Linked DNA regions of Homo sapiens: region 2 is linked to region 1. The links are chromatin contacts, found by Hi-C or POLR2A ChIA-PET in ENCODE. All regions are on one chromosome and are shown on one strand. The core of a region is the stretch at or near the end of the contact, and the rest is flanking DNA. Distances in the headings are between cores, read along the strand shown.

Evidence for each region. A loop is a pair of places that touch in the nucleus more often than their neighbours do. ChIA-PET counts read pairs that join two places held with the same protein, here RNA polymerase II (POLR2A). Pooled maps may share reads with other maps.
Region 2: a loop to region 1 is called in a map of naive thymus-derived CD4-positive, alpha-beta T cell, with 15 times the contacts of the local background. The contact joins the promoter of STX8 here to the promoter of SCO1 in region 1. A Hi-C loop is called at or near these places in 1 of 168 maps with a recorded cell type or tissue (naive thymus-derived CD4-positive, alpha-beta T cell), 2 of 37 single-sample maps with no recorded cell type and 10 of 50 pooled maps. POLR2A ChIA-PET finds 5 or more read pairs at or near these places in 2 of 52 experiments (AG04450 and activated T-cell).

Annotation. Positions count from the first base shown.
Region 1 is chr17:10,694,567-10,700,524 of GRCh38, reverse strand. SCO1 (synthesis of cytochrome C oxidase 1) reads left to right here and starts at 2,992. Exons shown (of 6, transcript NM_004589.4): 1 at 2,992-3,290; 2 at 4,694-4,784. The coding sequence starts at 3,018. It overlaps ADPRM (ADP-ribose/CDP-alcohol diphosphatase, manganese dependent), which reads right to left and starts at 2,931. Exons shown (of 4, transcript NM_020233.5): 1 at 2,858-2,931. RefSeq lists a silencer at 2,564-2,893 and enhancers at 3,014-3,063, 2,779-3,073, 2,367-3,191, 3,192-4,015.
Region 2 is chr17:9,570,623-9,577,283 of GRCh38, reverse strand. STX8 (syntaxin 8) reads left to right here and starts at 1,464. Exons shown (of 8, transcript NM_004853.3): 1 at 1,464-1,492. The coding sequence starts at 1,476. It overlaps CFAP52 (cilia and flagella associated protein 52), which reads right to left and starts at 642. Exons shown (of 14, transcript NM_145054.5): 1 at 519-642. The coding sequence starts at 588. RefSeq lists enhancers at 380-509, 1,302-1,481.

The sequences.
Region 1 (5,958 bases), core at 1,743-4,242:
CTGCCTCAGGCCTCCCATACCCAAGGATGCTTAATTACTGAAAAGTTACTACAAGATCATACTAATAGGGTTTTGCCATGTTGCCCAGGCTGGTCTCAAGCTCCTGAGCTCAAGTGATCCACCTGCCTCAGGCCTCCCATACCCAAGGATGCTTAATTACTGAAAAGTTGCTATAAGATCATACTAATAAAACTTTTCCAATACTTAAGATTGGCAGAAGGCTGAAGTTCCTTGTGGAAAGCCTTCAAGCATCAATAATGAACTTGTAAAAGAAGTAGCTCTACCCTGAAAAGAGTATGATTTCTTCACTCTATTGTCAAAGGTGAAGGGGGCAGCAGGGAAAGTCTAGAGATTAATAAAGAGAGACTTTGTTAGGAGAAACTATTGTAACAGAGGCTCCTAGCCTAAGGGTGCAGCATATGTTTTCTACGCAGATACCATACCAAAAGGAAAGTTAAGTTGGGGCAGGAAATGTTTGTGGTTAGGAGTTAGGCACAAGGGGCAGGGGCCTGGAACAAAAATGAAGTAAACACATTAGGGTGCTGGGAAGTTCACAAAAGTTAGGGCCTAGCTGTCCCCAGTCAAACCAGCCTAAAGTTATGTCAAGAACAAAATCTGATCACTATTGATAGAACCAATATCAGATGATACTAATCCATGCCCTGCTTCTCTCAAGAAAAATATCTAAATTGGGGCCGGGTGTGGTGGCGCAAGCCTGTAATCCTAGCACTTTGGGAGGCCGAGGCGGGCAGATCACGATGTCAGGAAATCGAGACCGTCCTAGCTAACATGGTGAAACACTGTCTCTACTAAAAATATATATATTTTTTAAATTAGACAGGCCTGGTGGCACGCACCTCTAGTCCCAGCTACACGGGAGGATGAGGCAAGAGAATCGCTTGAACCCAGGAGGCGGAGGTTGCAGTGAGCTGAGATCGCACCACTGCACACTCCAGCTTGGGCGACAGAGGGAGACTTTGTCTCAAAAAAAAAAAAAAAAAAAAAAGAAAGAAAAGAAAAATATCTAACTTGGAAAACAAAACATAAACCTCATTTGGTGACTTTGGTGGTTTCACAGCAGTAATAAAAGTGATAAGGTCTATAAGGGATAACACTGTAGGCGCCTTCTGGCACTAAAGTTTCATGGGTCCTTGCCATCAGGCTCAGGTGTTACTAGCAATTCATCCAAAATGCAGTTATAAAACACCTACTTTGAGCCAGGAACTATATTTTATATTTATTTTATTTATTTTTTAGAGGCAGAGTCTTGCTTTGTTGCCCAGACTGGAAGGCAGTGGCCCGATCACAGCTCACTGCAGCTTCAAACTCCTAGGCTCCAGTGACCCACTCACCTCAGCCTCCCAAAGTGATGGGATTACAGGCGTGAGCCACCACATCTGGCCCCAAGAACTGTTTTCAATGATAGCATTTTATTTAATATTATAAAATTAATATGAAGAAGTTGCTACTAAAAGAAGCACTTTAGCAAATAAAATTTAATAGATCAGGTAGAAACACTGACTTCAATCTTAATTTGGGTGGCTGATCAGGTAACCTACAATTGGGCAATCAGAGATGAACAATAATTTTGTATGCTATCTGCCTGACTACACAAGGTACTTTTATGTCTTTTTGTCAATTACAAGAAAAAATTATCCCTGGGCAAACAAATACACAAAGATAAAAGAGCAAAAATCCTACCCACAGGCAACTATAAGATAGAAAAAAATAGTTTGATTAACGACTTGAAGTGCTGAACAAACATTTAAGAACTTTGGCAGAAATTTCTGAAAATTCTAGTCCAACCGCGAATCAAGAAACACAGGTAACACTATGTTCCGTTACTGGGTTAGAGAACAGAACAGTTGGCTAGTTTGGCTAACTCATAGAAAACAAGCAAACCAACCATGCTCTGGTCCAACAATCATCAGAGCACGAGTTTCTCCTACTCAGAGTCGGTCCCATGGGGGAAAAAAAAGCCACACAGGAGCGGGATCTGTAGTTAAGGAAGATAATTAGAGGACGATTTTCCTTTTTTTATTTCTCTGTATTTTGTAAAGCAACCACCGAGGTAGGGGCGGGGAGGGAGTGGTTAATATTGCGGATATTAAGATATAAATAAAGGCAGATGAAATGAAGTTAGACTTTCACAAAGAACGAAAAACCTACGAATGCTCTTGGCCTCATTAACAAGGAACATAAGCAGTTCCAGATGAGGAACCCATAACAAACTTCAAATAACGAAACTGTAGGGAGCAAGGGAGTCCGTGAGAGTATTTTAAGAAACTGGGACCCAGGAAGACTAAGTTAACGGATGGGATATCATGCTGTCTATATTTCTTTACACACTGCTATGCTTTATTAATTAGGTTACATTATAATGTTAAATAACTAGAAGCGCTGGGCATTTAAAGTTCTTCCAGACCGCCCTAACCACTCAAATTATCCTAATTAGCAATTTTTTTTAAGTTAAAGACTATTTCAATCGCAATGGGTCGGTTTCTATTTCAAAGATGTAAAGGAGTCAACATTCTGGCACTTCCTCTTGGCCGGCAGGACGAGGTTGACAAAGTCGGCCAGACAAGGTAGGGTTATGGGGGCTGCCCAGTCCCGTGGGTCTCTAGGCAGTGTGTTCTCTCTTCCGAGGTGGGGGTGTCCCCGGCGCGAGGAGCTAGCTGTGGTCACCGAAGCCCACGACCAAAGCGGGGGCCCCCAGCGCTTGGGGCCGCCTTGCCTCGGCCCAGCCGCGCACCTGGACCCCTAAGGCAGCCCCCTTCCCGGCGCTCCGCTGTCCCGCGGCCCCGCAGCACCGCCCAGCCCGCGCCAGACCCGCCTCCAGCCGCAGGGAACTACCTACCGTGCGCCGGCCCCTGGGCTGAAAGGCCTCTGACTACGGGCTATGTAACAGCGCCACCAACGAGCGGGACGGACAGAGCGACTCCTTCCGACTTCCGGAGGAAGCGGAACGCTACCGGAAATCGCGGGGAGGGTCAAAGGAGACCCGGTCTCCGAGGCTCATGGCGATGCTGGTCCTAGTACCCGGACGAGTTATGCGGCCTCTGGGTGGCCAACTTTGGCGCTTCTTGCCTCGCGGACTCGAGTTTTGGGGCCCAGCCGAGGGGACTGCGAGAGTCTTGCTGAGGCAGTTCTGCGCGCGGCAAGCGGAGGCGTGGCGTGCCTCGGGGCGCCCTGGCTATTGCCTGGGAACCCGGCCCCTCAGCACTGCGAGGCCGCCACCCCCGTGGTCGCAGAAGGGCCCCGGAGACTCCACGCGCCCCTCGAAGCCCGGGGTGAGTGCACACCTGGAACCCTTCTGGTGCTCGTCGCGGCTGTCGGCCAGCCCAGCGGCCACATCCCACTTGGTCGTAACCTCAGACACTACTCCGCCTCCCCTAAAGTTGTCCTTAGCTTGCGCGCCTTACCTGGGTCATGGAATTTCATCCTACATTTCCCGTGCCTTGCGGGTAGTCCCAGTTCTCCACAGAGAACTTGAGACTTTACACCCTCTCCACGTGGCTGGATGCCCCGACTTGGATTTTATGTTAGCGTTTCCATCAAAAAAAAAAAAAAAATTAAGTTTCAGGTTTTCTTAAGGGTATGAACCTAAAGTTTACCGTGATTGAGAAGTCAGAGGACTTTTATAATTTGTCACTTGAGCCCCATCCAGAGTTCCATGTATACGTTGAAATTGAAACAAAAAGTGGAACTTAGTTATGTGTGGATCTGCCTTTTTCTTGGGGTTCTCTCGAGTTCTAATTCTGACCCAGAAATAACTTGAGAGCCACTACCCTGTGGTAAGAGAAGTGGGTTTTTGGAGCTACGGGAAGGTTAATGAGTTAGGCCTAGTCTAGTTGGCCAACATCATCTTCATTTGGGGAGTTGAATAAGGGTACAAAGAAATAATGGGTGTAATTTGCAAGAAGCTCCACTTTTAGATTCCTCTTCTACTTTGGCATTGTTACTTCTGGAAGCCAGAGTTAAGTTAACCTCCCAAATTTCGTTTGGTCTATTTATCTCAGTATCAGCATAAGCAGATAATTGTTTTTTGTGTGTGTGTTTTTGGATTTTGGTTTTTGTTTTGAGACGGAGTTTTGCTCTTTTGCCCAGGCTGGAGTGCAGTGGCCCTATCTCGGCCCACTGCAACGTCCGCCTCCCGGGTTCAAGCGATTCTCCTGCCTCAGCCTCCCGTGTAGCTGGGTTTAGAGGGGTCCGCTACCACGCCCGGCTAATTTTTGTATTTTCAGTGGAGATGGGGTTTCACCATGTTGGCCATGCTGGTCTCAAACTCCCGACCTCAGGTGATCCACCCGCCTCCGCCTCCCAAAGTGCTGGGATTACAGGCGTGACCCACCGCGCCCGGCCATAATTGGTTTTAAAGTCATTACTGGAGCTAGGGTCACACATAGTAACAATCGTGGTACTTGAGCTTTTTTTTTTTTTTTTTTTTTTTTTTATTTACATGAAGAGAACTGACTTAGGGAACTTTCCCCTGGAGATGAATGCCTTTGTAGTTCAGATCCCAGACCTAACTGCATCCACAGAAACTTTGAGCATTTTCTCATCCCTGAAACATTTTGCACATTTAACATCATGGCCTGTGTGTATGTATATTAAAAACTACTTTAATAAGTTTGTATGGTTAAATGTTTGCATCTTACTAGAATTTTTATGTTTGAAATCCCTGCCCCAGTAGCCTGTTTCCTGGAAGTCTTTAGCAATCACATTTGCTATTGGAGGAGCTTTACTGGCTGGAATGAAGCACGTCAAGAAAGAAAAGGCAGAGAGTAAGTAGATTATCATCTGCTCAGCCCTGTATAAAGGTCTTCCTGGCTATGGACTAGCACCTTTTTTGTTGTTTTTTAGCTTTTTGTTTTGAAACAACTTTAGATTTACCAAAAAATTGCAAAGATAGCATAGGTTCTACATACCTTTCACCCAGCTTCCCCTAATATTAACATCTTGTATAACCATGACACATTTTTCATGACTAAGAAATTTTAAATGGCACACAACTATTAAATTACAGATTGTATTTGGATTTCACTTGTTTTTCTATCAATGTCTTTTATTTGTTCCAGGATCCAAGCTAGGATACCACTGCATAACAATGTTAAAAGATATACTGTGGATAGATTTGACTGGGCAAGATGAAATCTGGAGGGTACGAAGATGAGTAAGATGTAGTCGAGCCTTTGAGGTGCACACGGAAGGGAAACAGACACAGAAGTAAAGTATTTTACTAGATGCGATTCTGCCAGGCCAGAAGGAAGCTTACCATGTTGTGAGAGCAAAAGCAAGTCCCAGCCTTGAGATTTGAGAAGGCTTCCTAGAGATCAGGCAAGGAGCATAGTGCGAGTAGATACTGCATGCCCTCTGTGGATGAGGGGGAGGTGAAAAGAGCCTGGTCAGGAAATGCCAGGAACTGCTCTGGATTAGCATCTTGAAATATTTAGAAATTATTTATAAGAACTTTGCATTTTAGTGAATATCCTAGGACTTTTAAGATTTGGTTTAGAGGTTTTAGGTAAATCTTTAAAGTATTGCTTAAATCTTTCCATTCTTTGGAGTCTCTTTTGATAACATTATATACAAAGGTTAATGATTAAATCTGGGAATTCATAGGCTTTAGGAACTTAGCAGTGTTAAGTTTTGTACTGACATACATATATATGAGACTCTTTGGCATAATAAGTAGTATTGGGTAAGATTTTCATAGTCTAATAAGCAGTAAGTTTCTTTAGTTTCACAAAGAAACAAAAGCTAGGAAAGTTGTGGCGGGAAAATTCTAGAATATGGAAGCTTTTTTTGACTTTAGTTTGGAATTTCAAGTGCAATTCTAACGTTTGTTTTATTTAAAAAATGTATTATTAAATAATCTGAAAAGTCTTCCTAAATAATTTGAGAGTATTTATTTGCTGACATGTTGCGTCATTAGCTCCAAACACTTTTTGGTGTATT
Region 2 (6,661 bases), core at 215-2,714, 1.1 Mb after region 1:
AGAGGACCAACAACATCCCCTCAGGGGGTTGCTCAAACACACGTTCCCTCCCAGCCCTTTCTCACTGGTACGCCAGTTGGGATTTTAGCAGATTTCCTAGCTGGTCCCAGGGGCCGACACAGACAGCATCCTTCTGTGTGGTTACGAAGGAGCCTAGGGCTTTGCGAGCGGCGTGGGGTTCAGAGCCAGGAAGGGCTGACCTAGTGGGAGAAGGGTTACAACCACCCGTACTCATCCGGCCCGCCTGGGGAAGAGGCATTTGGTCCCTTTTAGGTGCTGGCGCTTGTCCGAGCTGGTAAAAACCATCTCACTCCCTGAGGCTTGGATCGAGGAAGTGACTCTCCAAGGCCTTGGGGCAGGTCAGGCTGTGCGGGTCCTCCTGTGCGTGTCCCTGGCCAGGGCTCCTGCCGTTGTCCCACACTGCCTTTCAGGTGTCCCCGGTGTCTCACTATTCCTGTTTGCACTACACGTCCTCCGAATTCCTAAACCAGCCAGCCCAAAGATGCTGGAGGCCTCACCATTGAAGCCGATCACGGCGTCAAGTTCCAGCTCCGCCACTTGGGCCTCCGGCGAAATTTTGTTATCCATCCTTGGGAGGTTCTGATTACTTTGCTCTCCTCCCTAGTGGCTGCAGCGTCTTCTGGTCGTTATGGTAACGGACGAGCGCATGCGCTCCAGCTCCACGCCCGCGCAGAAACCCAGCCTGCCGAGTTCGAGTTCATTAGCATTCTTGGAAATGAAGGGGTATGGGGACTGGAAGAGAGATGGGGTGGGACTCCTCTTCTTTTTTTTTGTGCTATTTCTCTGGAAATTTAGGGGATGGCACTAACTGCGCAGAACTAATTCCTCCATCCCCTTGTGTAGAGTCTGTGACTTCTTAGTAACTCTAAAATCAAGCACCGAATGAATGGCATTTAAAAAATATGTAATCAGGCGTACAGGACTGATAGGAAGGCTGCTATAAAAAATATATATAATTGATACTTCTTTGGGCCCCTGTTTGGAGCAGTGTGAAAAAAATTTTAAAGATTTTTTAAAAAGCGTTGAGGTATAATTTACATATCATAAAGTTAACTTAAAGTAGGTTGTAGTGAGTTTACGCAGCGTGCAAGTCTCACCGCAATCTAGTGTTTTGTTTATTGTTTTGTTTTTGAAGCAGGATAAATTTTTAAGTAACTGCTACAGAGAGGTCTTGCAGCGCTCCCACCTTCCTGGGAAAATGCTTTGTTTCTATTTAACAATTTTAACTGAGCTTAGCAGTTCGCGTCTCTTGGTGGGAGTAGATTGCTCCAGTGTACTGTCCGCAGGGGAGCGCTTTGCTTTCTCTGATTATAGTTCTGAGGCCCTAGCTACTCACTTTGCAAACTCCAGGCTCCGGTCGCGCACGGGACGAACTGCGGGGAGTGAGCCGCGCGGGCCGCCGTAGTCAGCTGCTAAGAGCAGGAAGAGTCCGAGCGGCGGGCGGAGTCTGCAGGATGGCACCGGACCCCTGGTGAGTCCCGGGTGAGGGCGGCGGTGCGTGGAGGGACCTTCGGGGAGGCCGGGCTTCCGGAGAGCAGGCAATCACTTCGCATTGCCGCTGGTGGCCTTTCGGGATGAGGGGAGGGGCAGCGAGACCTTTCCTTTACTGAGGGGGCTCAGCCACATCCCGCCACACTTGGTCCTTGCAAGGGTGGCCCGGGAAGGAGACCAGGTGGTCCGCTGGAGAGCTGAGGACTTACGCCAAATCTCTGAATATTCCTTTAGCTTTTCTGGGCTGCATCTCGTTGCGGGGATTTCCCGCCCATCCTGGTTTTGGAGCTAGCTGGCTGGTGCAGGCTTCCCTGGACTCCTATAAAAGTGAAGTCGAAATAACGTTTTTGTAGCATGTCAGTCCATCCCGGTAAACCCCCTTATTTCACAGGTGGAGAAACCGAGGTTCAGAATCCATGGCCACCAGCCAGTTAGTAACCAGCTGGGGCTAAGACCTAGATCTTGGGGGCCCTTCCAGATACAGGAACCTGGGAGGGAAATTGTGCACTTGTTTATAAGGCATTTTGCACTTTCTTGAGTTAATATCATGAAGTCTTTTCCTTTAGCAGTAGCTTCTGCAGTAAAACAATAGCTGATAAGGGTGATTTATTTAGCAGTTAATCCCAAGGACTGCATGATGAAAGATGCAACTTTTGATCCCAAGGAACATATTGTTTGATCCCAAGGAACGTATTGTTATTGAACATAGACTTGACCTTTCTGCTTAATAATTAAAAACATATTACAGCTCTATAACGTTCTTGTTGGAATATGTGTCTTATGTTGTTATTTCTAATATAGTTTATAATTGTTTAAGTTGCCCACATCCTGGATATTAGAAGAATGGATTCCAAGAACAAAGTTGAGTTACCTGGAATCTAGGTTATTTGGGCCAATTATTTAATTTAGCATTTACTTTTTTAAACCTAATTTTAGGCCGGACGCGGTGGTGGCTCACGCCTGTAATCCCAGTACTTTGGGAGGCCGAGGCAGGCAGATCACCTGAGGTCGGGAGGTCGAGACCAGCCTGACCAACATGGAGAAACCCCGTCTCTACTAAAAATACAAAATTAGCCGGGCATGGTAGTACATGCCTGTAATCCCAGCTACTCGGGAGACTGAGGCAGGAGAATCGCTTGAACCCGGGAGGTGTAGGTTGTGGTGAGCTGAGATCGTGCCATTGCACTCCAGCCTGGGCAACACGAGCGAAACTCCGTCTCAAAAAAAAATAAAAAACCCCAAAATCCCTAATTTTAACAGTTATATACACCCCTTGATAGAGAATATTCAATTTAGAGAATATTGAAAATTTGCAAAAAGGAAAATAAATAGCATCTTTAACTCTATAATTTGGAAATAGCCATTAATGATTTTTTTACAATGAATTTGTTATTTTAATCTATATTTTTATATATATATATAATATAAACAGCATTTCTCTATGTCATTGGACATTCTTTGAAAGCATAACTTTCTTTTCTTCTTTTTTTTTTTTTTGAGACGGAGTCTTGCTCTGTCTGTCACCCAGGCTGGAGTGCAATGGCGCGATCATGGCTCACTGCAACCTCCACCTCCTGGGCTTAAGCAACTCTCCTGCCTCAGCCTCTGGAGTAGCTGGGACTACAGGCGCACGCAGCCACGCCCAGCTAATTTTTTGTATTTTAGTAGAGACAGGGTTTTACCGTGTTGCCTAGGCTGATCTTGAACTCCTGAGCTCAGGCAATCTGCCCGCCTTGGCCTCCCAAAGTGCTGGGATTACAGGTGTGAGCCACCGCACCTGGCCTCATAATTGTCTTATGTTGCAAAATAATGCATCACATGAATGACCATAATTTATTTTTCTCCTATTAGTTTTTTGTTTTTCTGATGTTTTGTTTTGTTTTATCATTGCAAAGGGAGTCCCTTTGTTCTATCTCTTATTTCCTTGGGCTCCCTGTCTAGAAGTAGGAATTAGAACTGTTGAAAGTGAAGCATTTATACTTTTTTTGTTATTCTCAATCAGTTTGACTAAGTGGCTTTCTCATTAGACTGTTGAAAGTGAAATAGAACTGTTGGGCTCAAGGGTATAAACATTTTTAAGGCCCTTGATACTGTGAACCCCAAAGTATCTGAGACAGGTCTCAGTCAATTTAGAAAGTTTATTTTGCCAAGGTTAAGAATGCACCCATGACACAGCCTCAGGAGGTTCTGAAGACCTGTGCCCAAGGTGGTTGGGGAACAGCTTGCTTTTATACAATTTAGGGAGAATAATACATGAATTAATACATGTAAGATTTATGATGGCTCAATCCAGAAGGGAGGGACACCTCGAAGGGCGTGGGGGGCTTCCAGGTCATAAGTAGATTGAAAAATTTTCTGATTGGCAATTGGTTGAGTTATTATCAATAGAAACGAATGTCTGGGTTATGATAAGGGGTAGTGGAGACCAAGATTTTATTATGCAAATGAAGCCTCTGGGTAGCAGGCTTTAGAGAGAATACATTGTAAGTGTTTCTTATCAGACTTAAGGTCTGTATTGACGTTAATGCTGGTTGGCTTTTCCTGAATTCCAAAAAGGAGGAGAGGATATATAATGAGGCATGTCTGATCCCCTCTTCCCATCATGGCCTGAACCAGTGTTTCAGGTTAACTTTGGAATGCCCTTGCCTTAGAGTAGGGGTCCGTTCAGATGGTTGCGGGGGTGGGGGGGGGTGTTGGGGGTGGGCTTAGAATTTTATTTTGGTTTACAATACATATTCCTAAGTTGCCCTCCACCTTCTGGAACCTAAATCCCTCAGTTTACAAATCAAGTAGGAAATAAAGGTCAAAGATAAGGGACAGGCCCCCAGTTATCTATTTAGATTGGTGGAAGCTATCACTGGACCCCAAGCTTCTTCCGCAGTTAATGTTGATAAAGCATTGAGACTTTTTCTGTTATACTTCATTAGTTTGATGAAGTGGCTTTCTCATTGGACTATTGAGAGTGAAACAGTGAGACACTCAGCTGTGCTCCCAAAGCACAAAATGGGTCGCTGATTAGGGGGGTAGAAAGGAGTATGGGAAGGGACTTGAAAAACCTATAAAAGGCCAGGTGTGGTGGCTCACACCTGTAATCCTAGCACTTTGGGAGGCTGAGGCAGGCGGATCATAAGGTCAGGAGTTCGAGACCAGCCTGACCAACATGGTGAAACCCCGTCTCTACTAAAAACGCAAAAATTAGCTGGGCATGTTGGTGTGTACCTGTAATCCCAGCTACTCAGGAGGCTGAGGCAGGAGAATCACTTGAACCCAGGAGGTGGAGGTTGCAGTGAGCCGAGATTGCGCCACTGCACTTCAGCCTGGGCGACAGAGCGAGACTCCATGTCAAAACAAAACAAAACAAACAAACAAAAACAACCTATAAAAACAGATTCAACTACAGCTTTACCTTTGTGTTGCTAAAATCATAGGTCATTGGCACCTCCCTCAGTGTCTAGCAATGGAATATAGCAGTTACTATTTTAATGGCCTATCAAAGCAAGTGGTAAGCTCGCTGTTTAACAGAAGGAGCCCATGATCACTGTCTCTGAACTGGCTCTTTGCTAATGTTAATTAGCTTTACCTCCAGGGTAACTAATTTGTTGATGATGTACCATTTCCAGAAAAATTACAGTTAAACCTTAATAGTTTTATATCCTGATTGGACTTTTTATGTTGGTAGCATGGTCTTCTTTGTGTTGAATTGCTTTTTAAAAACTTTATTTTGGAAGGTAAAAGATACACAAACTAGAATAGTATAATGGGCCCCTTTCATACTCACCACCCAATTTCTGTGATTATCAATATTCTGCCATTCTTGTTTCATCTCTACCCTCCACACCTTTTTTTTTTTTAATTTTGAGATGGAGTCTTGCTCCGTCGCCCAGGCTGGAGTGCAGTGGCATGATCTTGGCTCACTGCAACCTCTGCCTCCTGAGTTCAAGTGATTCTCCTATCTCAGCCTCCCGAGTAGCTGGGATTACAAGCACCCGCCACCATGCCCGGCTAATTTTTGTATTTTTAGTAGAGATGGGGTTTTGCCATGTTGGCCAGGCTGGTCTTGAACTCCTGACCTCAGGTGATCACCCGTCTTGGCCTCCCAAAGTGCTGGGATTACAGGTGTGAGCCACTACGCCTATGCCCGGCCCAGATTACTTTTTTTTTTTTTTTTTTTTGAGACAAAGTCTTGCTCTTGTCCCCCAGGCTGGAGTGCGATGGCACAATCTCGGCAAACTGCAACCTCTGCCTCCCGGGTTCCAGCGATTCTCCTGCCTCAGCCACCCCCCGACCCAATTACTTTTTCTAAACTAGTACTTCAGGCACCTGTGTGCTTGATAGTGTAATGAGGTTGTCTATTGCCCCAGGCCAAGGGTTCCCGCCCGGACTTTACCGCAGATTGGAATCACTTGGAGAGCTTTTAAAGCTCCCCACGCACGCCCAGGACAAACCCCATACCAGTTGAGTCAGAATGCTGAGGTTGGGACCAGGCATTGTTATTTTTTTAAAGATTCCCCAGTGATTCCAACTTGTTTCAGAACTATTGCTCTTTAGGGCTAAAATAACAACACAAGGACTGGAGTCAGGACACCTGGGAGTTTGTGCTAGCTGTGTGCATTTCTCATAACCTCTTTAGGGCCACTCTCTGTGTGTAAAAGTGTTCTCTATGGCTCTGAAATTCTCCTTTAAGTCTAACCTTGTTAGACTGGTGTTCAAGGCTCTGCAGAAACTAGCTTCTACTCATCTCTACCATTTTATACTTAACAGGCTTCCAGGGCCACCACGCAGCCAAATGTGCCGGGCACGTTTCCTTCCATTCATCTTTGCTCGCCCTGTCTTTCACTAAGTCTAGAATGTGCTCCTCCCTCCTGTCTGAATAAGAGACCTGCTTTAACTTCGTGGTCATCCAGATGTAACCTCATGGACCCTCTCCATCTGAGTGCCTTGGTCAGCAGTAATCTCTTCCACCTCTGAACTCCAGACGTACTTACCACTTAGATCCCACATTTGGCAGGAGGCAAAACTTACCATATGTGGATGATTTTTATATGTATGGTCTGGACCCCAGAGCCAGACCTAGGCTCCTCTTTTCATGATAATATGGAGGAAAAAAAAGTGAAATGTGGCAAAGTTTGGACCAGGACCCAATTTTCCT